2 separate regions of the Homo sapiens genome follow, and region 2 is linked to region 1. The links are chromatin loops, found by intact Hi-C in ENCODE. Cell type or tissue: Caco-2. All regions are shown on one strand. Each heading gives the region's core, and the rest is flanking DNA. Links, peaks and the distances in the headings are about the cores only.

The links. A loop is a pair of places that touch in the nucleus more often than their neighbours do. Peaks named below come from ENCODE experiments on the same cell type or tissue, not always from the same donor. Only the 100,000 strongest peaks of a DNase experiment are listed, where the experiment ranks them.
Region 2: it touches region 1 in a loop (13-fold over the local background); 6 of 110 quality-filtered maps call a loop at or near these places.

What each region holds. Positions count from the first base shown.
Region 1 is chr13:60,618,479-60,634,560 of GRCh38, forward strand. LOC105370230 (a long non-coding RNA gene) reads right to left here and starts at 415. Exons shown (of 3, transcript XR_007063921.1): 1 at 356-415. RefSeq lists an enhancer at 10,532-11,211. In Caco-2, for the core only: a CTCF peak has its summit at 8,822; a DNase peak (open chromatin) is centred at 8,803; H3K27me3 peaks cover 115 bases.
Region 2 is chr13:61,247,313-61,263,394 of GRCh38, forward strand. No RefSeq gene overlaps it. Among named protein-coding and RNA genes, the nearest start is that of MIR3169, 55 kb to the left of the region's middle. RefSeq lists an enhancer at 233-282. In Caco-2, for the core only: a CTCF peak has its summit at 8,508; no DNase peak of the experiment used is centred there.

The sequences.
Region 1 (16,082 bases), core at 5,136-13,135:
GTCTGAGAACAACTGCCTCAAGTTTTATAGGGGGAGGGCCCCAGTGGGGAGGCCTACAGCTCTCCACTATATGTGCTGTGACCTGGCAGGTAAGTTTCTATATTACTTATCTGTTGCTGTGTAACAAATTGCCCCCAAAACTTAGTGGCTTAAAACCACACACATTTACTATCTCACAGTTTTTGTGGGTTGAGAATTTAGAAGCAGTTTAGAGGGGTGGTTCTGCTCAGGCTTTCTCATGTGGGTATAGTCAAGGGGGTTGGGGCTTCAGTCATCTGGGGGCTTGAGGGCTGGATGATCTGTTTCCAAGGTGGCTCAGTCACGTGGCTGTTGGCAGGAGGCCTCAGTTCCTCACCATAAGAGTGCCTCCACAGGGCTGCTTGGGTAACCTCATGACCTGGCAGCTGGCTTCTCCCAGAGAGAGAGAGATCCATGAGAGAGCAAGACAAGTCATAATGTCTTTTGTGACCTAGCCTCAGAAGTCACATTTGTCATTTTCACAGTATCCTATCAGTCCTATGAGTCAGCCATATACAGCATGGAACAGGGCTCCACAAGGACATGAATACCAGGTGGCAGGGATCACTGGGCCATCTCTCTAAATCACGAATGAAACATTTGCAACCTGTGTCTCCCAAACATGATATGTCTCAATCATCAAAGGTAATATTTTACTTCTGTTTATGCCCATGCCTCATTTGATTGGGGAAAAGCAATGTTTTTTACTAACCACCTCAAAACCCAACATGTAAAAATTATAAATCATGGTGACCTATTTTTTGAATAAACTGTTGATAACTAATAACTTATATATGATCTTTAATATATATCTTTAATCTTTTATATCTATCTTCATATATCTCAATATATCTTTAATCTTTATATATATGAATATATATCTTTTTGAATAAACTATATATCTTTACCGGGATGTCCCACAGCACCTCAAGGACAAAAACTCCTGATCTATCTCACTGTGTTAGTCTACTTTGAATTGCTATACAGGGGTATCTGAGGCTGGGCAATTTATAAAGAGAAGAGGTTTATTTGGCTTACAGTTCTGTAGGCTGTACAAGAAGCATGGTACTAGCATCTGCTCAGCTTCTGGTGAGGTCTCAGGAAGCTGACAATCAAGATGGAAAGTGAAGGGTGAGCAGCGTGTCACATGGTAAGAGGGAGCAAGAGAGGAAAGGGGAAGTGCCAGGCTCCTTTAAACAACCAGATCTCATGTGAATTAACGGCAAAAGCTCACTCATTACTGGGAGGAGGGCACCAAGCCATTCATGAGGGATCCACTTCCATAACCCAAACACCTCCCACTAGGCCCATCTCTAACAGTGGGGATCACATTTCAACATGAGATTGGGAGGAGATGAATATCCAAACCATACCACCTGGTAAACCTATTTTTTCTTTATTTCTTTTTAAAGTAAAGAGCACCACTATCCACCCAGCTGCCCAAGTCAGAAACCTGGAAACCTGACTCCTTTGCCCCAAGTCCTGTTACTCACTGAGCCCTGCTTATTCGATCTCTTGAATGGCTCTCAGATTGGACCACCTCTCTTCTTCACCAAAACAGTCTCTCAACAGGATTGTTGCAACAATCTCCCCAGCTGTTCTCCCTGCCTTCCATGTGAAAAATAGTGTAGAGGCAGGACAGAGTGGAGGCAAGGAGGCCAGCTGGAGATATCATGTCAATCCAGTTGACAGAGAAAGTTGTGATGATGGAGAGGGCTAGACCAGTCTGAGAGTGATTCAGAAGATAAAATGAACAGGACTCCCTGATTTCTCTAAAGTGATATCTTCTTTCAAGTCTTTGATGGTTCTCCTTTGCCCTCAAAGTGCCAATTCTGAGAAGGCTTTGTGAGACCTTCATAGCTTGGCTTGATTTACATCTCCAGCTTTCTCTTTTAGATACTATCCTGAGCCAGTCAGAACTTGTTAAATCCAACATTGCCTATTTCCACTCAACACCAAACCCTTTTTGTATACTTTCTCCTCCACCTGAAATGCCCTTTGCCCCACCCTCTTCACTCAAGGAGCTTTTATATGTTCTTCAGGTCTTGGTTTAGATGTTTCTTTTTTGGTGGGTGTGACCTTTTGGGACTTCCAAGTTTGGATTAGAAGCCTTTTTATGATCTCCAGCCTTTTTATGATCAGCATGGGGTAGTTAATCATAGCACTTGCTAATATTGAAATGTCAATTTACTTGAATCTCTCCTCTACAAAACTGTACAGTGCTTGAGGCAGGGACCGTGACTTATAGACTTTTTTATGCCAAGTCCCTGCCATATGTTTGGCACTTGATATCATTTGTTGAGTGAATGAATGCTTTTATACTTATTATTTAATGTCTTCTGCTTATTATCTTAGTGGGGGGTCGTTTTGTTGGTTGTCGTCTCATTTGGTTTATGTTCTGTCCTCCCTCCTTCCCACCCCCATACTTCCTTTCCTCTTTCTACTTCATTTCTTTTCTTCATACATTCCCAAATATTTGTTGAGCTCCTACTGTATACCAGCAAGTGCTTCTGTAACTTCTGTTTCTTCACACCTTCTGTCCTGGATTTCTCTACTTGCTGTTGTTTTTAATTTTTACTAGGAAAGGGGATAATTTTTAAGATCCTTCTAACCTGTGTCTAACCTTGTAATGAAGATAGTGGACAATGCTTGAGATGCTTGAAATACTACTCTAAATGCTCAGGGATGTGGTCACTTGACCACGGTGATGCACAAGTCTGACTATTTTCTTAAACACATAAAAATACTTGGGTGAGCATATTTACTGGGTTCCTTCTAGAGGAACATATTTATGAAGAAAAGGACACTAAGGTTATCTGCAGTACTTCACAGTGTGTGGGTGGATGTTAATGTGGCCGTCTCCAATCACAAATTATAGGGGACTTACCTGACAGTGGTGTGCTGGTAAATTGGCTGTCTGGAAAAAAAAAAAAAGCCCTGATGTGTAGCATTTGCCAGTTTTCATGATATAAATACTCCCCTCCTGGCTGATTTCAGGCTACTAATATGACATCACTGAATACGGAGTTGGGAGGTGATAGGGAGAATCGGCTCATTGCTGCTAAATCAGGGGCATGGTTTCCAGGAAGAGAGTGCTGGACAACTATTGTGAGGTTGTCTAGTGTTTTGTCTCCTTTTCTGAAACTTGTCCTAACCATGGCACAGTTGACACACAGATTATTCTGACAGGAATAATCGGAATAATCAGAATGATGGGAATAATCAGCTCAACTGGGCTGAGGAATGTACTTTCTAGATTTGGAATTGGTTTGGCTAGTTTCATGAATAGAGAAGATATAAATTGGGAATTAGTATTGAGACCATTTCCTTCAGATGGGCTTAGAACAGAATAAACCCACCTGCAGCAAGAAAGAAGCAGCAACAGGAGATGGAGAGAACAGAATGTCTGGGTTTGTACAGCTCTCAAGCAGTGCCTCTGTCTATGGAGCTGTGAAACTCCCTTGGCCTCTTGGCTTCTGCTAGCTCCATCTTATTTGAAAATCAAGATCTTAATAGCACAAAGAATCTGGCTGAAAAATAACAATATCTTTCTTTTCTAATTTATCTCCCAACCACCTATCCAGAAATTAACCTCTGAAATAATAAATCCTTGATTATAGATTTAAAAGAAATGGTTCTTATAGATAAGAAAATCTCTTTCACAAGAGCAACTTCCAATAGGCCAGTGGTTTTCAAAGCATCTTTCCTGGACCCTTAGGGTCCAAGAAACCCTAGAACTCTGTGATGTCTTGGGGACTAGAAAAACGAGTACAGTGGACAGAGGTCCAGACTCCAATTGCAACATCACCTGAAGCAGCTCTGGGCTTATGTACTTTAGAAAGATGTTCCATTTGCAATTGTATTCATACAGTTTTCCCTGCTGAAGCCTTAGGTAAAATTGAGAAGAGGTTGGCTTGCCTTCTGTGTCCTTAGCTCTCCCTTTCTGCTGCTGCTTTCCTCCTAGGCACCTGGCCTCACCCTCTCTTAGAATCTTCCTGTCACTGCCTCTTGCAGAAGCAGCTCTCAGGAAAGGGCAGATAACTTGCAGTACATGAGGATGAAACTAACTGATAAGTCTAAAGGTGTTAACTTTGTAATACTGTCTGCATCTCAGTGGAGGACAATGTAAAGCCCAGGGCAGAAGCCGTAGTCATAAAATTTCAATCATCATCCAAGAGGTGGATGTGGAAATGAGATGTGGGTAAGATGGAAATATTTTCCTGCAACTTCGGAATTTTCCTTGTAGACAATGAACTCTTTGGGGCAGTCATGAGGTTCATTTCAGAGTCAAGGGCATGAATCCTCCTTACTCAGGAACTGGATATGAGATGGAGTGATTTTCAGTTTTTTTACTCTGGTTTCGCTTAGACAAAGTACTTGCATTCCTAGTATTAGCATTTTATTTTTTAAGTTTTGTTTTTCAATAGCAAATATAAATGAATGCGCTGAGCTGGGGTATGTCTGCTTACTTTTTTGAAAAACAAAACTAGTCCTCAATGATATTTAGTACTTTTCTTGGCTCAAGATGTTAGATTGTTTTTTAATAGATCTCATAGTTCTCTAAGTGGAGGTGGCACACCTAAGTCACAGCACTAGGGAGATAATCAACAGGAAGATGGATATGTGAATTTGGAAAAAATCCAAAACTCAAAACAATACCTGAGGACACCTCTGAGCATAATCATTGATATAAATTTGTGAAGCATGGTGCCTCAATGTGGAGGGCAGAATAAGGTGTAGAATACACTTTGGCTGAGGAGTTCTAACATGCCTGAGGCTTCAGATGGAATAAAACACATTCCTCAGAAACCTCCAGGAGAGGAGGAGGTGTGACATTTCCACACATGTCTAAAATGTGGAAATTACCTGGATTCCCATAGGTTTTCTTACTGACGTTAGGGACTGTAACCACATGTAATAGGATTTTATAATGAGCACATTCCCTTTGAATGTGTTCACTGTAACCCCTAGATTATATTATGTATAACCTAATTAACAGGATATCAAGTAGATTTTCAGTTAGTACACTAAAGGCAATTACTACTTAAATACTCAACAGTTTTAGGGAAAAATAGAAAAGGTGATTTCATTGGTACATAAATATATAACATAAAATAACATGCACTCTTTCTTGTGTCCTGACTTTTGTTTTTCGTTTGCCATTGAATCATTTGGCTCTGACATTTTGCTATGAATCTTGTTTAGCTGGTAATTGCTTTCACTCAAATGGGCCATTTATATATGAATTTCATTTTAATAAAATTTTCTCTCTGATAAAAGTCTCTTGTTTGCCTATCTTATAGGCCAAATTTTGTTCAATTAATAATCTTTTTTTTTTCACATTTCTTTAAGGCTTTCTTATAGATTTCCTTTTTTTTTTTTTTTTTTTTTTTTTTGCATGGAGTCTGGCTCTGTCGCCCAGGCTGGAGTGCAGTGGCATGATCTCGGCTCACTGCAAGCTCTGCCTCCTGTGTTCACACCATTCTCCTGCCTCAGTCTCCCAAGTAGCTGGGACTCCAGGCGCCCACCACCAGGCCCGGCTAATTTTTTTTGTATTTTTAGTAGAGATGGGGTTTCACCGTGTTAGCCAGGATGGTCTCGATCTCCTGACCTTGTGATCTGCCCGCCTCGGCCTCCCAAAGTGCTGGGATTACAGGTGTGAGCCACTGCGCCCGGACATAGATTTTCTTTTACAGCTTTTTAGTGTCATGTTATTTGGTGGTGTGATTTGATCTTTTTTTGTGAAGTTTGTTTTTTTTCTTTGCAATGATGGGATTTTCCATTCTTCTGTTTATCTTTCCTGTTTCCCTGCCACTGAGTGCAATTTTTTCATACCTGTACAACTACATGTTTTAGAATTTGACACTACCTCTCATAAGATTTTGGAAGACTACAAGAGCGAAGATTGCCTAACATAAAATGTTTGTCATGGTCAGAGCTTTCTTTTTTAATAAGGTCAACGAACATGTCAATTAAGCCTTTGCTTCTCTTCTTCCCCATGCCAATGGGATGGAAATAGCCACCAAGATGAGCCAGAATGGGCAATTTTCTGAATATCTACTAAGTGCTGCTGGAATAGAAAACCCATATGCCATTTCCTTTACTCTTTATAATAATCTCCAATGTGAAGTAGCAATATCTTCAGTTCATTCATGAGTGGTCTCACATGGGTATCAAGAGGATCACACAAATTTCCTGGTGCTGGGCATTTTCTTGCATGTTTCTATATACATCTTAAAAGCTGTCATAGCCGGGCATGGTGGCTCATGCCTATGATCCCAGCACTCTGGGAGGCCGAGGTGGGTGGATCATATGAGGTCGGGAGTTCGATACCAGCCTGACCAACATGGAGAAACCCCGTCTCTACTAAAAATACAAAATTAGCCGGGTGTGGTGGCACATGCCTGTAATCCCAGCTACTCAGGAAGGCTGAGGCAGGAGAATAGCTTGAACCTGGGAGGCAGAGGTTGTGGTGAGCTGAGATCACGCCATTGCACTCCAGCCTGGGCAACAAGAGCGAAACTCCATCTCAAAAAAAAAAAAAAAAAAAAAAGCTGTCATAGATGTAAGCTTTAGGCAAACTCACAGTACTTCTGACAGCCTGATGTTCTGGCTGCTGCACTATTTCTCAAATGATTTCTAAATATTGGTGGTACCTTTGATTTGTTCCTTTCTTTTTGTGAATGGGGGCTTGAATAAATTGAATTAAAAGGAATTTGTCATAAACAGCTGCTATTTGTTAATATTTCCCAACTGATTTTGCTCAGTAGTAGAGATTTCTAGAACTAAATATTTAGGATCTACTGGCCTTGATTTGTTTTACAGGTGGATCAATTGTTTATTCATGTAACAAATATTTATAGAGAACTGACTGTGTGAAGTTATTTGTTATTTCTAACTGTTGTCATCAAAAGAGGATGAATCCTAACTGGAAAGACTAACAGAGAGTCATATTTCTCTAAAAAGAAAGAAGATACAGGGAGATGAGGTTATGGATGAGGGTAGTAAGATGAAGATTGGAGGGTGCATGGGGGGAAATGGTCTGGATTTGTTGGCTAGAGGTTGCCAGGGACTTCTGGAGGAAAATATATGTTTAATTTTCATGGAAACATCCAGGCTAGGCATTATTAGCCCTTTTAAAGTTGAGGAAATTGAGGCTGCTCAAGGGACACAGTTACATCTGTATAAAACTCCATGCCATCATGGTATGGTGTCTGGGAGCGGGGGGCACAAAGGTGAATGTGGGATAGAGATGTCTTCTTCTGAGCCACAATATGACATGTTTCAGGAGTATTTATAAAGTATCACATACAGCATAAACCCTCTTTTGTGTCACCACAAAATCAATAATGAAATATTGTGAATGAGAAAAGCTATTCTATGGGGTGTATGAATATAATCTTGTGAATAAATTGAGTTTGGGCATTTTGGATTATGCCAAAGGTCCTTAGTCTTGCATGAGGGTGGTACTGGAGGAAAAATGAAGCTTTGAGAAATAAAATGTTTGCCAGAGCTTGAACTCACATCTGCTGAGCTGGAGGCTGCTGTTTGTAATGCCCGTGTTTGGTCCAGAATATGTTAATAGAGTTTACCCACAGGTTTCCCCAGAAGTACCCCAATCATGGGCTGGGCACTGTGGCTCATGCCTGTAATCCAGCACTTTGGGAGGCTGATGCAGGCGGATCACCTGAGGTCAGGAGTTTAAGACCAGCCCCACCAACATGGTGAAATCCTGTCTCAAAATACAAAAATTAGCTTGGCGTAGTGGTGCATGCCTGTAGTCCCAGCTACTCGGGAGGCTGAGGCAGGAGAATCGCTTGAACCTGGGAGGCAGATGTTGCAGTGAGCTGAGATAGCGCCATTGCACTCCAGCCTGGGTGACAAGAGCGAGATGCTCTCAAAAGAAGAAGAAAAAAAGTATCCCAATCACTCTGGGAGCTCCAAGGACACTGTGGCCACATGTGAGGAGGTCCCAGGGCTTACAGGAGCAATTGTGGAAGGAATAGACTGCTATCCTTAATTAAAAACAAAACAAAACATTGACCAACCAGTTAATGTTCTTTTGTGTTATTCATGAGAAATTCAACTGTATTTTGTAGGTGCTTTCTTTTCACATTGAGATGTCCTACCTATCAAATAACCAATCTGCAAAGATTCATTAAACAGGAAAGGGATGATTGTAGAGTCTTGATAGTTGCATGCAGCACTGAGGCACCTTTTTAAAAAAAATGATTGAAATACGTGGTGAAACCTCAGTTAACAAGCCACAACCATAGCTGCTTGTTCCTCAAGTCTAGTTTTAAAACCCCATTTATGTGGAATAATTGCCTTCTTTTTATTCACGGTAAGAATGATCTCACCAGCACCATTGGCATCCCCTGACTGCTTGTTAGAGATGGAGGATCTCAGGCCCCACCCAAACCTTCTGAATTAGAATCTGCAGTTTAACAAGGTCCGCAGGTGATTCCTATGTACATTACAGTTTGAGAAGCACTGCTCTAAGGCAATTTTAGGCTCTGAGGTAGATTAAAAAATACCAGGAATGTCTTCGCCCTGCCTGAGCTTGCGTAAATGGCAATTAGTTGAAAGCACATGAATTAGAAATTAACAAAAGGCAGTAAGAGTTCCGTGCCAAGCCAGTGGTACCCACAGAAAAGGCTGTAAGTGTTGGGAGAAAGAGCAATCACATCCAATTAGGTCTACCAGGGAAGATTTCAAGCCGGCTGCTGCCTTCTGGTATTTCAAATTCTTTTAACTTCCAGCGCGTGCCATAGACCCCTGTAGCCCTAGGGGGCAGTGTGGTATAGTAAAAAGCAGTTTGTGTCACCTCCCCAGTGTTGTTACTCTGTGGTAGCCCTGGGATCTTGGGAGACCACTCAATCCCCACTGAACCTCAGTTTCCTGAGGAATAAAATAAAATACACTTTCCTTATAGGATTGTTGTAAAGATTCAAAGCCAAATGCACATAATGTCTAGCACATATCAGGTCCTCAATTTCTCCCTTTCCCATCTTCTCTTTTGTCTAATCCATAGTTAACGTAATTCGTAGTTACAATGAAGAAAGCTGTGCTATTTATTGCTGTCCAAGCATGTTCACATGTTATGTTAAAGCAAATACATCTAAAAGAAGCTGTCAACGGTGGCTGGCTCGCTAGATAGCTAAGTTTCCTAACAGGTAGTGCTTGCAGAAGAAGTAATCTAACCAAGTGCTCATGATGGTTTATAGGAATTCAGAAGATGGCTTCAGCCTTTTGCTTATTTTCTTACCTTTCAAGGTAGTGTTAAGCCCGGAGCATGGCTATGTTGCAGTGGTGAGAACCTCCATAGGCCTAGATCTAAAGCAGTAGTTCTCAAGCTTTGATCGTACGTTGGAATTTCCTGGGGATTTATAAAAACTCCTGGTGCCTCAGATAGCTTCCAGACCAACAGAATAGACTTTCAGGGGTTGGAAAGCTAGTTAAGAAAGCACACCAGGTGATTTTAATGTGTTGTCAAGGTTGAAAACCATTATAACCCGTGCATTACAGGCTTAGTACCACTATAAACCATTCATTACAGGCTTAGTACTTAAGTGTAAGCAAGTAAGAGACTTCTGCCCCAGTGGTATGGCTTCCCTGTCAACAAACACATACGGTTCTTGTGGCTTCTGAGAAAATTTTAAGTTTAATCTGTTTAGAGTGTGACAGTTGAAAAAGAAAATCAAGCTCAGCATTATGTATCCCAATGTTACATATTTTTTTTCCAGCTTTAAGTGGGGTCCTTGGGTCCTTGCTGGTTTCATTGTATATTTTTTATAACATTTGGAATACTTGGTACTATCAAGTTTATTTGCTTAGAAATTTGCTTGCATTTCTAGTTTCTCTTTATCTCTTTATGATACAGACATTGCTTATCCTCAATCTTTGGGGAGGGACTGATTTGTTTTCTCAATATTTGTATGTTTTCTACATTTTTATGAATCTTCCTTGGGTATTTTCAACAAAATTAATCAGTAAAGACACTTAAGATCCATCAAGTGCAACTTGGGCATGTTAAAACACACAGTTCGGTGTCAGTGTGACTCCGAGCTCCTTCTGTAACTTAAAGTCTGGGAAGCAATAAACATGTTTGATTCACGTGCTGTGAATGGAGATAATGAGACTCTCTTCCTCCCAGGACCGAAGTGAGGATTAAACCAGTTAATTCTCACAAGAGTTACAAACAGTGCCTGGTACCTAGCAAGCACTCAGTAAGCATTTGTGTATTTTATTATTCCAGGAAGCAGGGTCAGAATGTAACCAATATATTTGGAAATGGGGTCATACAGTAGCTGGCTATGATAGCAAAAGGCTTTAATTCTTTATCTTTATAAAAATTTGAGAATGTTAAAGAATAAAATAGTGTGTCACAATTTATTATCAATAATTGAAAGAGTTTGTGGCAGTTCTGACACCTTCTGGTGGTTCCACGTGTTTTCCCTGGTGGAAGGTATATGCATGGACATGGCGTGAGCCATGTTGCCAGTGTTACGATTAGCCAAGAGATATTTATTTTTATTTTTTAATTTCTGTAGAACTTATGAAGACAACAGAGAAATCTGTTGAAGTAACTAAAGCATCTTTAGAGAATGAGAACTATAGATATTTTGACATATTACTATTTTATAAGGTTATCTCCACATCTAATTCATCAACATCATATTCTACCTTCAAAACAGATTTTAAATCTGTTGACTTTGTTGCTGCGAACACCGCTCAATCCTAGTTCTACCCTCTGCTTCTGTTCCAATCTAGGACTACCAGTAATTAACTCCCTGTTTCTACAATGTACTAAATAGCAGTCCAAGTGGTCTTTTAAAGCACAAATGGAATCCTGTGGCTTCCAGGATTAAACCCGTTTCAGTTCTTTGGAGTGCTAATTGCCACCTGCTATGTGGAAGAGGACACCCGTGACAGCTCCATCTTCCTTCTAGTACCCTAGCAGTAAATGGTGTTCAGTGCAAATTTTTACACGTATGCTAAAATGACCACAATAATTCTTTAATTGTGTTTGGAGTTTTACAGAGGGTATGTATTTTCCTATATAATTATATTTATTTTTGTTCATGTTAGGATCTGAGCTAGTTTTAATAAATATAGATGATACACATGAAAGGTACAAAGCAAATAGTGTGTGTTTTCAGATGGTCCGTGTTTTAATTTTAGTTTTAGAGAGATAGACCATACACACAGAATATTTAATATTATTCATACAGTTTAAAAGTAACAAAACAAAATACAATAATACAGCAAAATATCAATTTTGAATGTCCTTGTAAATACCTCCATAATCTCATCCCTTTCTTCTCCCCTTTACAAGGTAACTGCAATTCAGAATTTTGTATTTATTATTGGCTTGCTTTTTTTCTCTTTTGGTTTTTGAGTGAATATACTTTTTTCCTTTTTCTCTTTTTTACTTAAATTTTTAAAAATTGTATACAATACAATTATAAATATATACAATGCAATTATAAATATATACATCATGTACAACATGATGCTTTGAAAGATGTGTATGTTGTAGAATAGCTAGATCAAACTAACATAGTGCCTTTCATCATTTTTTGGGTATGAGAAGACTTAAAATCTCTTAGTGACTTTTAAGAATACAATGCATTATCATTATAGTCACCAGGTTGTACAACAGCTCTCTTGAACTTATTCCTCCTGTCTAACTGAAATTTTGTATCCTTTGACCATCATCTTCCAAACCTTTCCTTCCCTCCACTTCAGCACCTGGTAACCACCATTTTACTCCCTGCTTCTGTGAATTCAACTTTTTTAGATTCTATGATTGAGAACATGCAATATTTGTTTTTCTGTATCTGGCTTATTTTGCTTAACAGGATGTCCTCCAAATTTATTCATGTTGTTGCAAATGACAGAATTTCCTTCTTTTTAAAGACTGAGTAGTATTCCATTGTGTACATATACAACATATTCTCTTTATCCATTCATCCACTGACAGAAACTTAGATTGCTTTTGTATCTTGGCTATTGCAAATAATGCTGCAATGAACACTGGGGTGCAGATATCTCTTTGACATATTTTATATCCTTTGGATGTATACCCAGAAGTGAAATTGCTGGATCAAATGGGTAGTTCTATTTTCAGTTTTTGGAGCAATCTTCATACTGTTTTTCATAATGGCTGTACTAATTGACATACCTACAAACAGTGTACCATGGTCCTTTTTCTCCACATCCTTATCAACACTTGTTATCTTTTTTGTGTGTGTTTTGTTAGAATAGTCATCCTAACAGATTTGAAGTGATACCTCATTGTGATTTTAATTTATATTTCCCTGATAGGGTGATATTGAGCATTTTTTCATATACCTGTTGGCCATTTGTGTATCTTCTTTTGAGAAATGTGTATTCTGTTTTTTTTTCCTGTTTTTAAAATTGTGTTAATTTGTTTCCTTGTATTGAGTTGTTTGAGTTATTCATATCTGTTTGATATGAACCCCTTATCAGATGTTTGCAAAAATTTTCTCCCATTCCATAGATGTTGTCTTCACTCTGTTGATTGTTTCTTTGCCTGTGCAGAGCTTTTTAGTTTGATGTAATCCCGTTTGTCTATTTTTGTTTTTGTTGCCTGTGCTTTTGGGGTCATATCCAAAAAACCAATATTATGAATCATTACCCTTATGACTCATAGTAGTTTTACAGTTTCAGGTCTCACATTTAAGTCTTTAATCCATTTTGAGTTGATATTTGTATGTGGTGTAAGGTAAGGGTACTATTTCATTCTTTTGCATATGGACTTCTAGCTTTCTCAACTCCATTCGTTAAGACGATCCTTTCATCGGCCCGGCACAGTGGCTCACACCTGTAATCCCGGCACTTTGGGAGGCTGAGGCGGGCAGATCACCTAAAGTCGAGAGTTTGAGACCAGCCAAGCCAACATGGAGAAACCCCGTCTCTATTAAAAATACAAAAAAATTAGACGGGCGTGGTGGTGCATGCCTGTAATCTCAGCTACTCGGGAAGCTGAGGCAGGAGAATCGCTTGAATCTGGGAGGCAGAGGTTGCGGTGCGCTGAGATCGCGCCATTGCACTCCAGCCTGGGCAACAAGAGCAAAACTCCATCTCAAAAAAAAAAAAAAAAAAAAAAAAAAAATCCTTTTCCCATTATGCATTCTTGGCTCTTTTATTGAAGATCAGTTGACAATATCTATGTGGATTTATTTCTGGGTGCTGTCTTCTGTTTCATTGGTCTATGTGTCTGTCTGTATGTCAGTACCATACTTTGAAAAATAACTGTAGCTTTGTTACATATTTTGAAATCAGGAAGTATGATTTCTCCAGCTTTGTTCTTTTTCAAGATTGTTTTGGCTACTCATTTGTGGTTCCATAAGGATTTTAGAATTTTTTTTTCTATTTCTATGAAAACTACCATTGAGATTTTGATATGGATTACATTGAATCTGTAGATTGCTTTGGTAAATATGAACATTTAAATTAAGTCTTCCAGTCCGTGAACACAGAATGTCTTTTCATTTTTTGTCTTCTTTAATTTATCTCATCAATGTTTTGTAGTCAGTATATAAGTCTTTCAACTCTTTAAATTTATTCCTATTTTATTCCTTTGATGCTATTGTAAATGGGATTGTTTCCATTATTTCTCTTGCAGTTCACTGTTACTATATAGAAACACAACTGATTTTTATATATTGATTTTATACCTTGCAACTTTAATGAGTTCACTTATTGGTTATAACGTGTGTGTGTGTGTGTGAGCGTGTGTATGTGTATATGAAGTCTCTGGGGTTTCCTATATATAAGATCATGTCATCTGCAAACAGGAACAATTTGATTCCTTCGTTTCTGATTTAGATGGTTTTTATTACTTTCTTGTGTAATTGCTCTGGCTAAGACTTATAATACTATGTTGACTATAAGTGGTAAGAGTGGGCATCCTTGCTTTGTTCTTGATCCTTGGCTTTTCTTTATTGGGAGTTTTTTTTTTTTTAATTACAGATTCGATCTCCTTACTAGTTATAGATCTGTTCAGATTTTCTATCATGATTCAGTATTGGTAGGTTGTATGTTTCTAAGAATTTACCATTTCTTCTAGATTATCAAGTTGTTTGGCATACAATTGTTCATAGTAGTTTCTTTTTATTTCTGTAACATAAGTTGTAATGTCTCCTCTTTTATATCTGATTTTATTTGAATTTTTTCTCTTAGTCTAGCTAAAGATTTGTCAATTTTGTTTATCTTTTCAAAAAACTTAGTTTCATTGATTTTTTTTCTATTGTTTTTCTACTCATTAATTCCTAATATTTATTATTTTTCTATCTGCTACTTTTGGGCTTAGTTTGTTCTTTCTCCCTGACTAGTTCCTCAATCATAAAGTTAGGTTATTTATTTGCAGATCATTTTTTTTTAAATGGACATCTAGTTTTTCCAACTTCCTTCATTGAGGGAAGACTGTCCTTTTCCCATTGTATATTCTTGGCTTTTTTTGTTGAAAATCAGTTGACTATATATGTGGATATATTCCTGGGCTGTTTCTTCCATTTCATTGTCTATATGTACATTTATTACTATAAACTTCTCTCTTAGTACGTTTTGCTGCATCCCATAGGTTTTGGTATGTTGTGATTTGTTTGTCTCAAGATATTTTCTAATTTTCCTTTTGATTTATTTTCTGACCCACTGGTGTGTGTTGTTCTATTTCCACATATTTTTGCATTTTTCAGTTTTTCTTCTATTGATTTGTAGTTTTATTCCATTGTGGGTAAGAAGAGATCCTTGGTATTTTAATATTTTTAAGTTAAGATATATTTGAGACATAACATAATTTTTCCTAGAGAAAGATCCATGTGCACTTGAGAAGAAAGTGTGTCTGCTGCCGTTGGGTGGAATGCACTACATATGTCTGTTAGATTCCTTTGGTCTAAAGCAATAGTTCAAGTGTGCTGTTTCCTTACTGGTTTTTTGATTGGATGTTTTTATTGAAAGTGGGGCATTGAAGTCTCTCACTATTTTTATATTGTCATCTATTTTCTCCTTCATTTCTGCCAGTGTTTTCTTTGTACATTTAAGTGTGTTAATGTCGGGTTTCTATATATTTATAATTGTAATATTATCCTAGGAAACTGACCATTTTATCATTATATAATATCCTTCTTTGTCTGTGATAGTTTCTGACTTAGTCTATTTTTTTCTGATACTAATATAATCACTCCTGCTCAATTTTAGATGATTTGCATGAAACATCTTTTTCCATCCCTTTATTTTCATCCTGTATTGGTCCATAAATCTAAAGTGAGTCTCTTGTAGATGGTATATAGTTGGATCTTGTTTTTTTTTTTTTTTTTTTAAAAACATTCACCTGCTCTACATGATTTCAGAATTTAACTTATTTAAATTTAAAGTCATTATTTATAGGAAAGAACTGAATTTAAAATAGAACAGTCTATTTTAAGCTGATAACTTCAATTGCATACAGTTTCTCTATATTTTTACTTCTCACCCCACTACACTTTGTTATAGATATCTCTATTTACATTTATTTATGCTTTGTATTCATTAACATATTTTAAAATTATAGTTATTTTAATACGTTTATCTTTGCCTTTTATACTGGAATTAAAAGTGACTTGGCTAGGCATAGTGGCCCACGCCTATAATCCCAGCACTTTGCGGGGGTCGAGGCAGGTGGATCACCTGAGGTCTGGGGTTTGAGACCAGCCTGGCCAACATGGTGAAAACCCCATCTCTACTAAAAATACAAACAATTAGCTGTGTTGGTCGTGGGCGCCTGTAATCCCAGCTACTTGGGAGGCTGAGGCAGGAGAATCACTTGAACCCGGGAGGTGGAGGTTGCAGTGAGCCGAGATCGCACCACTGTACTCCAGCCTGGACAACAAGAGCAAAACTGTCTCAAAAAAAAAAAAGTGACTTATTCACTACTGTTACATTAATATAGCATTCTGTATAGGTTTATATATTTGCTTTTACCAATGTTGTTTTATACATTCTTGTGCTATTGTGTTTCTGCTTAATGATTGTTCCATGTTGAACTCCCTAGTATT
Region 2 (16,082 bases), core at 5,260-13,259, 630 kb after region 1:
GCCAGAGAGTCTTTCCTGGCTATGGAGTTACCCCATGCACTGTCTGGGTGTTTCCTGGAGGAACACAGGGCTGTGTTCCCCAGCAGAGTTCAGGCAGGAGAGCGGCTGCTGTGCTGGAAGCCCGAGGTGGCAGGTCCCACCTGGCTAGTAGCCGTGGGGTTGGGAGGAATTGCCCAGTCTACTTTCTGGATTTTTTCCAGGGGAACACAGAACTGTGCCCATTGGCAGAGTTCAGGCAGTAGAGTGGCTGCTGCACTGGAAGCAGGAGAAGAGCCTTGTTGGGCAGGGAGGAGTGGAGCAGTCTGACTGCTCCTCCAGCACTGTGACTGCCTCTATTGGTATTATGGCAGCTGGCCCTGGGCTGCCGAGGAGTCTAAGGCCTGTGGGGCCCCCTGTGGTCTTGAGTGATACCTCTTCAGAAACTCTGGGCAGATCTCTGTATTGGTCTAGAGGCCTGCTGGGGTTGTGAAAGAGGATTCTTTCATTCTCAGTATTGCACAGGTCCCTGTGGGAAATGTGGATTCCCTGGGGGCTCTTACTCTCTCACCCTTTCCACATGTTGGGGAGCTTCTCCTAGCTCTGTACCAGTCCTGAGTGGGCACCTGCCCTGCTTTACTCTTCTCTGTCACCCATGTATTCTCTTGCCCCCTTGATGTGTCCTGATGTGGTTTATTAAACGATTCACCATAAAACTTAGTATTTGCTCAGCACTTTGTTTCCTTTCCATGACAGCAGTCCACATGAGCTGCTTTTAGTTAACCATTTCGAATCTGTCTCCCCTCCTTTTTTTTCTTTTTTTTGACAGAGTCTCACTCTGTCTCCCAGGCTGGAGTGCAGTGGCGTGATCTAGGCTCACTGCAACCTCTGCCTCCCGGGTTCAAGCGATTCTCATGCCTCAGCCTCCGAGCAGCTGGGTTTACAGGCTTGTGCCACCATGCCCAGCTATTTTTTGTATTTTTAATAGAGACAGAGGTTTCACTGTGTTGGTCATGCTGGTCTTGAACACCTGACTTCAAGTGATCCGCTTGCCTCAGCTTCCCAATGTGCTGAGATTACAGGCATGAGCCACCACACCCAAGTCTCTTTCATTTCTTAATACAAATTATTGCATTGTTGTAAACTTGATATATGCTTATTATTTTTAGTTTTTCCACATTTATTGAGGTATAATTAACAAGGGAAATTGATTATATTTATGGTGTACAATGTGATATCTTGATATACCTAAACACTGTGAAATGATTACCACGATAGAGCTAATTAACATATCCATCACTTCAAATAGATAACTTATTTTTCTGTGTGTGGTGAGAATATTTAAGATTTACTCTCTAAGCAAATTTTGAGTATACAATTGCTATGGTCTGAATGAATCCCCCCAAATTTATGTGTTGAAACATAATCGCCAATGTGCTAGTATTAAGAAGTGGGACATTTAGCAGGTGGTTAAGTCATGAGGATGGAGCCTCATGAATGGAATTAGTGATCTTATAAATGTTCAGGAAGGAACTAGCATCATCCCCTTTCACCCTTCTGTACCATCTTCCACAGGATTTTTCCCTCAGAGGGACATAGCAACAAGGCACCATCTTGGGGCAGGCAGCAGCCCTCATCAGATACTAACTGTACGGGCACCTTGATCTTGGACTTTCTTGCCTCCAGATAGTGGGAAATAAATTTCTGTTGTTTTTTAAATTACCCAGTCTGTAGTAATTTGTTACAGTAACACAAAGACAACAATACAGTGTTATTAACTGTAGTCATCGTGCTTCACATTACTCCAGAATTTATCCATCCTGCATAACTGAACCTCTGTAGACTTAGACCAACATCCCCTCATTTTCTCTACCCCCATCCTTTGGCAACCATCACTTGAGTGTGACTCCACTTCTGAGTTTGACTTTTTCAGACTCCAAATGCAAGTAAGATCATGCAGTGTTTGTGTTTTTATGCATGGCTTAGCATAACATCCTCAAGTTCACTCACGTTGTCACAAATGACAGTATTTCCTTCTTTATAAAGGCTAAATAATATTCATGTGTGTGTGGGTGTGTGTGTGTCTGTGTGTATGTGTGTAAAGAGAGAGAAAGCAAGAGAGAGAAAGAACATTTTTTGAAATCCAGTAATCCTTTGATAGACACAGGTTGATTCTGAATCTTGACTATTGTAAATAATGCTGCAATAGATGTGAGAGTGCTGGCATCTCTTTGACATACTGATTTGATTTCCTTTATATACCCCCAAGTCAGATTGTTGGATAAGGTAGTTCTATTTTTAATTTTTTGAGAACTCTCCGTGCTGCTTTTCATAATGGCTCTATCAATTTACCTCCCCACCAACAGTGTACAAGGATTCCCTTTCCTCCATATCCTTGCCTACATTTGTTATCGTTTGTCTTTTTGATAATAGCCATTCTAAAATGTGTGAGGTCATGTCTCATTGTGGTTTTGATTTACATTCCCTTGATGATTAGTGATGTTGAGCACCTTTTCATATACCTGCTGGTCATTTTTGTGTCTTCTTTTAAAAAATGTGTATACATGTTTATCTTAAAGAAAATAAACAGTAAATTTGTTGTAAATTTAAACACAACTTTAGTGTTTAAAAGACATGTTTTAAAACATCATCCAAATTCTATCAGTCAGAAAAATTAATTTTTCTCATTAGGTGATGTAATTAACATGCTTTTTTCATTTATAGAGGGAAAGGTATTAATATGCACCACAAAACTATATCACATTACAGATATAATTTCAAAACACATTAATATATAAATAACAGAAGAAAAACTAAGGTGGAATGAAAAGAATTACAAAATTTCAATCATGACAGAAAATATTAATTCTTTAAAATATTCCTCCAAGTTTCTAAAAAATTTGAAACAAACTGATTAGGATAAAGTAATTCTGTTTTCAAAATTACATATTTTAAGAAGACATATAAATAACCAATGAGCATACGAAAAGATGCTCACTATTATTAATCATTAACCACAATTACATACTATCTCATACTTACCAGAATAGCTAATAAAACAAAAAAAAATACTGACCATAATTAGTAAATGAAGAAATTAGAACTTTCATACATTGCTGGTGGAAATATAAAATAGTGTAACTACTGAGAAAAAACTGTTTTGTGGTTCCTTGGTTCCTCAAACAAACATAGAATTACCATATCACCCAGAAATTTCACTTCTAGTTATACATATATGGAAAATAATTGAAAACAGATATTCAAGCAAATATTTGTACATAAATTCTAATAGCAGCATTATTCATAAGAGCCCCAATGTAGAAACAACTCAAACATTCATCTACTAATTAATGGATAAATAAAATGTATATCTATATTATCTGGCAATAAAAATAAATGAATTACTAATTAGTGTTACAACATGGATTGACCTTCAAACATCATACTAAGCAATAGAAGTCAGACAGAAAAACTACATATCTTATTATTACATTTATATGAAATATCAAGAATAAACAAATCTATAAAGACAGAAAGTAGACAGTGGTTGCCGAGGGTTGGTGTGGGGGAATGAGGTCAGGCCATTAATGGGTATAGGCTTTGGGGGCTCTCTCTCTCTCTCTCTAAAATATTGAGAATTCTTAATAAAATTTTGCTGAGATATAATGTGTGACTTCACATTCAAGTTTCAGAGATTTTTTTCTCCTCTTCATGAACATTTTTGTGTTAAATTGTTGAATAAGCCTACTTCCATTTGTTGATTTCTCTATTTCACTTATATCAGTTATCTATGTTGGATTATCTTTATCCATCATGCATATGTATTAGCTTCTTTCCAATTACTTTTATAACTTCCTATTTTTAAGCTGTACTCACAGTGATAATCTAGAGGCACTCTTCCATGTATGTATTATGGTTTTCAGTGTTTTCCATTCCTTGCTGCTTCTTATATTACTATATTTACTAATTGTGCAATAATCTTAGTTGGGTCTGCTCTTTTTTACTTTTATTGAAGCTGCCTTTTTTATTTTCTTAATAAGCTCACACACAAAACCTATATTCTTTTGTGTTCTATAGGGTGAAATAATTTTGAGAAAATTTCTTCTGTTACTTTAAATAAATTCTTCAAATTTAGTACTTTGCCTTTTGATATTATGGTATATATCTCATGTGTTTGCTGTGTTGAATTTGCGTAACTACTTACTTTTTCTAGTTTTCTTGTCCATAATGAAAGATTCTGTTGAGAATTTATTCTCATGTGATATAGGAATATTTGAGATTATTTATGCCATATCTGAGAAGGGTTTCTTTATCCTCAGAGCAGTATTTGTGCCCACCCACTTTTCTATTGTCTGATGGATTGGTGCGGGTAGCAGAAGACGGAGAGTTCAGCTGAGATCTTGAGTATTCCCAGTAGAGTACTTATTCTGTGTTCTCATAGACATACTCCACTACTCTTCAGTGAACCATATTGGGGATTTATTCTATCTGCATGTGAGGACTGATCCAGTCCTTCTGTTATTTCCCTAATTCGGTATAAAACCTTGCTATTTTTACTTCTGTCTGAAAGCAAGCTACATGGTTATCTTTCTCATTACATCTATTTCTCCCTGGTAGATGTGTTTACCTCTTTTTTTTAGTCTGATAACCACCTAGTTTACTTTTCTATAGAATCTAGGTTATTAGCTATTATTTTTACCAACTTATCAGTATCCCTTAGAGGAATGGCTTGTCAGCCCATCAGGAAGCTAGCTGTGCTGACCTTTTCTTCAGAATATATTTTTTTGAAGTTATGTCAAGTTTTTGTGTTTTTATTAGATAATCTCTTTTTCATTTAGTTGGTTTCTGTAAGCAACTTTTTGTAGTTGGAAATTATTACTTAAGTTGCAATTTTGAGGAAAATTTTTCTGTAAACAATAGCAGAAATAGTTCTCTTCAAATGAATAAATATGAAACATCTATTTTAACAAGAATTATGATATATAATATGTAGTACAACAAAAACACAAGCACAAACAAAAACACACTTAGCCTCTTGAAGCTAACCATGTATCAGGAAATGAGTAAAATAAGGACCCATAGCTGTCAAATAAAATGATGACAAGAAACAGACTGCTGTAGGCATTTAGTTCAGTAATATGAGGAAATCACCAAAAGCCTTAGGGAGGAGAAGGCAGTCAAAATAGCTCTATACAATTATGTAGCATTTCCATAGGGTGGTTTAAAAGAAGGTTGCATTCTCAACAGGGAAAAAAAATGACATGAATAAATTCAGGGAAGTTGGAAAATAGAACAGCACATATAAAAATCTAAGTTTTTGGAACATGGTGAAAAAAATTGGAGATACAAATGAAAAGCTATGATCAGCAATTTACTTCTGTTCCACAAGTATCTACTAAGCACCTCATAGTTGGTCAACGTTGTTCTAGGTACTTCTTGAAGGAGAAGTCATGTTCTTTCTTCTAAGATATATAGAACTCATTGATTGAAACATAAACTGTTTTCCAAAAAATGAAGTAAATAAACTGATACGGTAATGCCACAAGTTCTATAAGATCTTAAAGGATGGGCCCTTAGCTTCAATAGAGGTGGGATGACAGGATTCAAAGAACACTTTCTAGAGGGTATAGTGCCTGAACTGAGTTTTAAAAGGTGAATAGGAAGTTTATCCAGCAAAATACAGGAAAGATAAGAGTCAGGGATAATGCCAGATAGAGGAAACTGCATGGACAATGAGGCATGAAATAGATGTGAGGAACTAACTACTAGATTAATCAAACCATATGATAACGGGTCCATGTGATATATATAACCATATGATAACAGGACAGGAAATGGGAATAAATAACACTCCAGAGGTTGGCATGAATGATTGGTAGAGAACATTCTATGTCATGTTAAGAAACATAGACATGACCCTATAGAAAAATAAGTTATGAAAGGGTACTAAGCAAATGAAATTTCAGCCAGTTCAGTCTAGAGGCTACATGAAAGATGGTTTTGAGGAAGTGCAAAGTTGGAGGTTAGAAACCAGTTAAGAAACCAGCGCAGAGCTCATAAGTGCCTAAGCAAGGTCAGTGAAGAAGAGGAGTGAGATTTTAAAACTTTCATAGCAGGTGAAAAAAAAGTTCAAGGAGAAATTATTATGGAACTCAAACTATACATTTAGATGAGTAAAACAAAATTCCTGAGTTCTAGAAACTCACAGCTTGAGTTTGGAGGAATACTAAAAAAGCAATCACAATACAAGTGTGGAGGGAATGTAGAACGCTTGATTATGTATTTTAAAGTCATGTATGATTAATTTAGAAAACCACTAGAAGGAACCTGGATTTTTACAAGCCATGTGGCCTCACTGAAAGTGTGTGAGCAGAGAACCAACACGGGTGGATTTGTTTTAGAAATGCAATTCTAGGGCCCCAAAAGAGGAAGGACAGAAGGGGAAGAGAACTGAAGGACCAGTTAAGAGAACCTTAGTTTAAGTAAAAGATAATATTGTCTTGGACTACAATGGCAGAGGGAAAGAAGGTAGAGAGAAAGTAAGATATTTAGAAAATAAAATAGACTGAACTTGGTGACTAATTTAAAGTGGGATGTGAGCAGAAAGGAATTAAGAATATCTACAAGATCTTTATTTGTGAAAGTGGGTGTATGATGATTCTATTGACTAAGACAAAAAATATAGGACAAATGTCAGCTGTGAGGGGAAAGAGCAAAAATTGCTTGGGACATTTTGAGCTTGAAACCTCTTTCAGAAATAGAAAAATGATTCACATATTCAACTTGAAATTCCTAATTTACAATTCCTTAAATAAATAAATCATAAATTATTTTTTCACTCCTTGTTTCACAAAAATTTTGCCCTGACTAGAATTTCTCCTAAGTCTCTTTTATCATTGTCACATTTAATATGGTCTTCCAATTCTCTGTGTATGTTCTGCTTTAACCAGTTTTCAGTTTTCATTTAAATAAAAGTGAATTGAAATATATATGACATAAAAGAATAAAATGTAAAAGCAATTTGATCTTAATATATGGTCACTATATCAAAGTTTTTTAGAAGATACAATAATGACCACTTTTTAATTTTATTGGACATTGTTAAGGAAATATAAAAATGGCAAGTGTTGTTGAAAGCATTTAGCTAGTTACAGTAACAACTACTACTTCTGATGAAATAATATCATCTCATAGTCAACAAAGAAAGTCAGTATACAATGATACCTGGAGGAAGAGATAGAAATTGTAAATTTAAGAAATGCAGACATTTTTATCTACCACAGATAAAGATAAATGGTGACTGATTAATCAAAGTGTTACAGAAAGTAATACCCTACTTGAATAATTATATTTAATATTATGATAAAACTTTCAACAGTCCATACAAGTCAACATATATTCCTGAGAAACTATTTTTTTCATGCCACCATTAATCATTTTTTCAAATTTTCACTTTTAGAATATTAACTTAACAGTATAAAAGCATAATGGGCCTTGAGAAAACTAAGAACTCAGAGTGAACATTTAAACTAGTAAAAATATACTGATGGGCAAAGGATTATGAGGCATATTTGCAAAGTATGACCCCAGATGTCGCAAAATATGACCTCAAAGTGGTTGCTGGTTTTATACAGATTTTTGTTATATTTAAAATTATGTAAAGTTATTCAGGCAACAACAAAAACATAAAATGCTAATCTGAGAGTAACACCAGTTTTAGTAAAGAGATTTAGTCTAATAATAAGCGAGCCATTTTGTGTGTGGATAAAGTTATCGAAGAGGCAGTCTACTCACTAAGCTTAACATTTCTTCATTAGGAAGAAAACTGAAAGAGTTGGGCCATACTTATGAGCCCTGTTGGGACATTCCATTTCTTTTCCTTCTTTTTCTATCCCTATTTGGAAGAAAAGCTCAAGGGATGAATCTAACAAAACATACACCAAATAAGGTCATCCTCCCAGGGCCTTGTTAGGAAAAGCAGCAGCATTCACATGTAAAGTTGGATGCCAAAGTTTTAAGGTTATAGCTGAATAAATCAACGAGGCTCATGCTGTTCAAGGGCCTTACAGTAAAGATGAAAAATTTGTAGGAGAAAATTCTAATTATCTAGAGGACTTGGGCAACAAAGTGAAACAAATATAAGATGTAGGGAATTTTAAAATAGAAAAAAAAGGAGTTTTATTGTACAAGTCATAAAAATATAAACCTAATATTAAGATGAGATGAGGTGTAGGGAAAGGAAAGAATAAACAGCTATATTTTACTTTCAGAAATACATCCTTTCTTATTAACTAGATTCTCCCCCTTGGCGCCCCCTGCCTCCAACTTGTACTATTACAAAGAAGGTATAATCTCATGGAAAACCAATGTAAGGGATTAAATGAACATCTTTTAATGAGTAAAAGAGAAACATGATGCCAAGCCTGTTGCATGGTCTATGTTTTGACAACGGGTTTTACAGATCTTTCAAACCTTGTGTAATTATCATTTGTTACAGAGTTAAGCTAAAGTACTATCTAAGCCAGTGGGTATATACATGGATGTTTGATATAACTCAAGATGAAGAATTCATGAAGTTTAAGACACCAGGCACTATAAAGTAAATTTTTAGTACTAATTTTGGAAACATTCAATAATATTAACATTATTAATATTAGTATACATTATATTTTCACAATGGATATTGAATAATTAACTGGCCAAATTTATTCTTTATTCAACAACAAAAATAGTAATTAAACATTAAGCTAGCAATGACATCACCTTAGACTATTTTGCAATTTACCATTGCTTTTATGCAATTTATTGCTGTATTAATTAAATTTAGTAAGTTTGTTAAATAAAATATATCTTTGTGCCAAATGAAAGTTTTGGGGTCAAGTGATTAAAAGCTTTACTATATTTGTTTAGGTAGCCACATATGGAACACATAGTGAAGACTGGGATCCTCATACAGGAATATATATCTACTAGCTGTCTAGAGATTCTCTTCTGCAAGGGATTGATTTGTATTTGCACTTACTTGCAGAAGAATGAAAATATACCCAGTTATCTAGATCCGTACCTTTCTCCAAGCAGTTCTTTTCAGGTATTTAGATGCTTAGTAGGCATCCCTTATTTCCCAGAAATACAAACATTTAACCACTAAGTTGGAAAGAAGAAAAATGAGAGTTCTAGGATTCCCAGTGGCAGCAACATCATACACCTAATCTAAGACTGTGTTCAGGGTAGGGTTGCTCAGTTAAATTTGAATTTCACATAAACAACAAGCACTACTTTTTTGTACATATCTATGTCTCTCTCTCTATATATATATATACATATATACATAAGGACATATATATGTATATATAGACACATACACATATATATATATATAGAGAGAGAGACATAGATATGTACAAAAAAGTAGTGCTTGTTGTTAATATGAAATTCAAATTTAACTGAGCAACCCTACCCTGAACCCAGTCTTAGATGAGTTGTGTGATGTTGCTGCCACTGGGACATATATATATACACACACACATATATATATGTGTGTGTATATATATATATGAAATACTTTTTGTAATGTTTTAATTCACAGAGAGGGAGAACCATTAGCTCTTAAAATATCAGGAAGAGACAGAAATCATACTGCATGTATTTATCTTAGTGGTTTTAGTGTTATATTAAGTGTTATATTAAAATTGAAACCTTACAGTAAAGCTCTCATGAATCACTTCATTGTTCAAGCAGAAGGTAGAAGAAATAAATGGTAGAAAGTAGAAGAAGGAAATGGCAAAAAGGGTAAAACTTCTTCAAACAGAGGATTTTTTCCCCTAATTTGAATCACTAAACAGTAATTGGCATTAAATGTTATAAAAATTGGCATTAAATATTATACAATTTGAATATTTAATTTGAGACTGAGTCTAAATTTACTTATACTCCTTGGATGTCAAGATAAGTCAAAATAATTATAAATAAAACATAATTCGGTAATATTATACACATACTTATTGTAAGTATTTGAGATTATAAAGCACTAGGAATGCCATACAAATTAAATTAGGTATTTTAGTTTTTAAAAACAGACTTCATTGTTTTAGAGCAGTCTTAGATTCACAGAAAAAATTGAGAAGCAACTACAGAGAGCTCCTATATACTCCACCCCCCTCCCACATACACAGCCTCCCTCATTATCAACTTACTGCATCAGAACAGCACACTTGTGACAACTGATTAATCTACATTGACACATGATTATCATCCGAAGTCCATAGTTTGCTTTGGGGTTCATTCTTGGTGTTGCACATTTTATTGGTTTTATAAATGTATTCACCATTATAGTATCATACAGAATACTTTCACTGCCCTAAAAATCCTAGGTTCCACATATTCATCCTCTGTCTCCTCAACCACTGGCAACCACTGATCTTTTTACTATCTCTATATTTTTCCTTTTCCAGAATGTCACATACACTGTAGTTGGAATAATATGGTATCTAGCCTTTTCAGGTTGGCTATATACTTTTTCATTTGTTATTAGACACTTTACGTTCCTCCATGACTTTTCATGACTTGATAGTCCATTTCTTTTTAGCTCTGAATAAGATGCCATTGTCTAAATGTACCATTGCTTATACATTCACCTACTTATCAATTCCTTTTATTCATGGATCATGCCTTTGATGTTGTATCTGAAGAGTCATCACGAACTCAAGGACATGTAGATTTTCCCCCTTGTTATCTTATAAGTCTTTCATAATTTGCACTTTACTTTTAGGTCTATGATTCACTTTGAGTTAATTTTTGTGCAAAATGTAAAGTCTGTGTGTAATTTCATTTTTTTTGGCATGTGGGTGTCCAGTTGTTGTAGTATCATTTATTGAGAAGACTACATTTGCTCCACTATGTTGCCTTTGCTCCTTTGTCATGTATATTTTTCTTCTATATATTTCTATGTGGAAAATTTTGTATCTCAGAGGCTATATAGACCTTTTAATTATCTGCATTGAATATTTGTTTGCTGTTGAAAATTCCCCTCCTTGGTGAGGTCTCAGACATTAACTCAGAAACCTTCCATCCCTTGTGGTCAAAAGGAGGAAGCCCAAGAGCTCCAGGGTTGAGAGACACTTGTAAACAAAATCTGACTTTGTCTTCACTTACCTTCCTGTCTATGCTTTCCCTTTGCTTTAGGATGTACAGACTCTTTCTTTTCATGACATCTCAACTGCAAGATTAAACATCTAATCCATTTGGATTATTTCATTTACAGATGCTATTAGGGACATTTAATAGTCATCTTTCTGGAAATGGAAATCTCTCAGAGTTTATCTTTCTGGTATCACAATATAGAATTATCTAATTTTTATTTTGTTTCTTATTGGTCTTTGCACCCACCTCATGTCGTCAGGTTAGCAACTTTGTCTATTTTATGCTCACAATATTTCCAGAAAGTAGACAAGTATTTGGTACTTAGTAAGTATAGAATATACTTTATTGAATGATTGAATATATAATTCAATTAACTTGTTTTTCACTTTATAAATGTTTCTCCTACTGATAAAAAATTCATTAGAGTGATTTTTATTGCTACATAAAATGTATACTGGAATAGTGTCATCCTTTGTCATATTGAAAAACAATTACATTGTTCTTCATTTTTTACTGTTCTAAATGTTGCTGAGATTAAAATTATGGTTTATAATGAGTTATTTATATTTTGTTAGGTCTTCAGATATTTTCTCATAGGTACAATTATCAGGTCAAAATACTTGAAATCATTTTAAAGCTCTTTATATGTATTGTAAAATTGCATTCCAGAACTAATTACAACTCCCACAAACTGTGTGTGTGTGACAGATATAATAGTATCTGTTTCATCATTTCTCACAAGCATTTTAAACTTTGCTGTATAAATCTCACATTATATGTGTTAATAGACTTTTCCTTTACTGGGGAGCAGGGGGTCTAGAGATGCAGATGAGAAAAATATACCCCAGAATTTGAAATAGAGGAAGCATGCATAATCTTATTATATTCCACACATGTAACAAGCAGTTATTTTACAGCATTAGCTATTTTAGGCATTGTCAAAGACATGTTTTATTACAAGAAGAAATACAGAATAAAAGACACTGATGATAATATACCAATTAATAATGCTTAATATTTGTTGAAAAATTTTCATGTTCTAAGTGCATTTTATTTATTTTCAAATTGAAAACTCCACTTTTAAAAAATATTGGGATCAGAGCCACTTCTTTCCTACTTCTGACATTTTCTGACTTGTGGAGGGACATCTATTTCTGTCATTCTGCTTTCTCTTGCCTCTTACTCTCTTGTCACCAGGGAGGATAGAGTGACTTTCTTGTTTGGTAAAGTTGGGAATGCTTGGATTGAATGGTTCTGCTTTCTCAGGAATGAGGTCCTAGCATGCAGTACATGATCTACTGTGCTCATTGCCACATGCTTTATAAGATCAGGCATGCTTGGTGAATGACTCTGTCTACTGCAGGAGGTTCATGTAAGGAGCTTCACTCATTTGCTCATAGATATAAGTCACAATAATGAATATATTATCAATAATAAGGGAGATATTTTTGTCCTCATATTATAACTTTTTTTCTCTGCTGATTGAGGGTTTAGGTAGAAAATGTGTGTTACTATTGGACTTTCCTCATGACACCAATTTTAGATTTGTTTTATAATTTTTAAAAATCTAGCTTGTTGGGTTTGGTACTTGAGAGACTAGGTATTTGGTGAAGTCAAAGTTTGTAGCTAGGTTCTTCCTAATTGCAAAGCTTATGCTTATAGTCAGTTCACCATATACATTGTAAAAAAATATGATTTAATGAGCAAGTTAGACTTGCAGATGAGATAAGTAAATGGAATGAATGATGACTGTCTTAGTAGCACAGAGTCATAAATGTTTTCATACTTTTTAGAATAAAAATCTTGTTCAGTCTGGAATCATTGGAGTTAAAATACATGCATATTTTAAATAATTACAATTTTTATATTCATTAAGTACCTATCACCAAGTAAAGGAGGGGGCCAGAGTATATAGGAGCTCTCTGTAGTTGCTTCTCATATATATATGTATGTATGTATGTATGTATATATATATATATATATATATACACACACACACACATATATGTATGAGACATGTGTATATATATAATCTCATATATATATACACATATGTATGAGATATGTACATATATAATCTCATACATATATCTCATATATATGTGTGTGTGTGTATATATATATATATATATAGAGAGAGAGAGAGAGAGAGAGAGAGAGAGAATGAGAGAGACAGAGTCTCACTCTGTCACCCAGGCTGGAGTGCTGTGGCGAGCTCAGCTCACTGCAGCCACCTCCTGGGCTCAAGCAATTCTCATGCTTCAGCCACCCAAGTAGCTGGGATTACAGGCATGCACCACCACGTCCTGCTAATTTTTGTATTTTTAGTAGAGACAGGGTTTTACCATGTTGCCCACACTGGTCTCAAACTCCTGCCTCAAGTGATCTGCCCGCATCGGCCTCCCAAAGTGCTGGGATTACAGACATGAGCCACCATGCTTGGCCTCTATTATATATATATTTTTTAATGCAGATTTTTAATTGTTAACCTCTAAAGAAGCTTCTATTATACAGGACAGACTGATTATGTCTACAGCAATGAGACAACACTGGATAAATTCTTAAATACCTAAGAATTTGTTGGTTTGGTTTGATCAGAGAGCCAGTTCTCTCAGAGTGAAAAAAAAAATGCCTTGGGAAAATTACATTATTCAGGACATTGGGAAATGACTTCATCTTAATGCTTAATGTGAATGTGCTTATTTTTCATGGAAATATTTACTCCAAATAGCTCTATAATAGCTACTTACCTATTTAATTTTGCATATAGATATAGAAGAGAGGATTTTCCTGTTTTTTTCAACTCAAAAATAAATGTAAGTCTGTGACAGTCCTAGACTTAATCTGAACACAATTTTATTTCTACTTTTAAAAATGTCTCCCTTTGTTTAGGCACACTTCTTTGATCATTCACAGGAGGCCTTCTTTGGAAGATACATTGTGCAAGGTCCAATATGTTTGTTTTTAAAGCCTTGGCCAATACAATATTGACATTAGAACATGTAGTTTGAAATTTCACACATTTCAAATTTTCTTTTTAGTTACTATCTTTCCTATTCTTAATTCCTTAATGTTTTCTCAATTACTTAATTAAAATTTAGATCATAAATCAGCATGCAAAATTTCCAAACCAATGTTTTGTTTTACTTAATTTATTTTTAACAGCTTTATTGAATTATAATTGATACACACAAGCACATGTTAGTGTACACAATTTGTGTTAGTGTACACAATTTGATGAGTTTGGACTTATGCACATACTCATAATACTATCACCGTGATCCAGGTACAGGTGGACATCATCTTTGACACATTTCTGATAATTCTGTTATACAAATATTACATGTGATTGAACAACACGTTCATTATTAGATGTAGTTTTATACCCTCTGCTGAAGAGCTTTAGTACTTAAATGCCACGTGCATCCCATAATGTTACAAAAACATAAAGTCATTTTTGCAGCTTAGTATAACTTTACGAAGCAGGCTGGTGTGGTGGAAATCATGTGAGCTTTGTAGTCCAAGACAGCTAGGTCCACGTTCCACACTTATTAGATGTATGATTTTGGAAGAAATGCTTAACTTTGTTAATCTTCAATTTTGCTACTCAGAGTAGTGATGATTGTACCTACTTTGCAAGACTGTTGAGAGGATTTTAGATACTCTTAAATATCTGGCATTTAGTTATTGCATAGTAAATCAAAGCTCTCTGTATTCTAATAATTAGCTTTCTCTAATTCTTTTAATAGAATTATAAGATAACATAAACATGACTTTCAAAGGCCTTGAAATGTCATAGACTCAGGACCTCTTGGCAGGACCATGCCTCTGGCAAGAGGAAGTGACAGAAGATCTCCTTAGTACCTCACTTCATTAATCTAAGTCCTCTACTGGTACATGACTTTATTTATCTCCAGGGTGCTGAAGTTTTTCTCTAAAAGAACTGATGTTTGCATCATTTAGATAAATGCCTTGAGGTTCCTTATGCTAATTAATTCCTTTGTGCTTTCTTTTTACTAACAATATTAGACAGTTTTCTAACTGACAATGATTTATGCTTCTCAGTTTTTCAGATTTCCTGCTGTTGGCAATCATACATCCCAAGGCACTTGCATGTAAGGTTCTCCAATTTCAGCAAATATGTCCAGACAAAAGGTGTATTCTTACAAATGGAGATAGATAGACTCAGACCAAGGAAAGGATTTTTTGTTTTCTTTTAGATACATTGAAGTACTACAATTGTATGTTCTCCAACAAAAATTTATAAAGAAAGTAAATTACCTTCCTATGATGTATTTGAAACTTCTCTATCGGTATAAAACTTTGCACTTTATTTGTAGTAACCTGGATACAATTCTTTCTTCAGAATATCTAAAATGTCAACTAGACTTGTTAGCATCAAAGACATAATATGACATGTTTTGTCTAACACCTTATTTTAATTTGTGCGTGGGTAAACAATTCACTTTAGTGAATTTAGTAAATAATGCAGTTGTTTGACATTCAATTATGCATTTAAATTATTTTATATTTACCCTTATTTCTTATCTGTTGTTTACATTTTCTGTCATCATTGATTCTCATTCTTTATTATTACAGGCAATTCAGTGCCACAAATGTCATGATTTGTTTAATTTCTAAAGTTCTTCCATTATGAAATCTACAAATTATTTACTTTTCAAACAAGATAAAAATATTTTGCTTTGTACACTTATACAAAGACTCTCCATGTTGTTATTTTTAATTCTATAGACTTTTAAAGATTTTTTAATAAATTTGATTTATTATCACTATCTTAGATTTGTTTCTATTAAATATTGAATTGGTACACAAAAACCTTAGACAAAATGTATAAGGCAGAGAGAATAGACACCACTTAAGAAACAAAGTACAACTTTTAGCCCTGAAGTGTCCTGTAAATATTTCCCATTATTTCCCCCCTACTCATCAGTATAAACCTATACTGA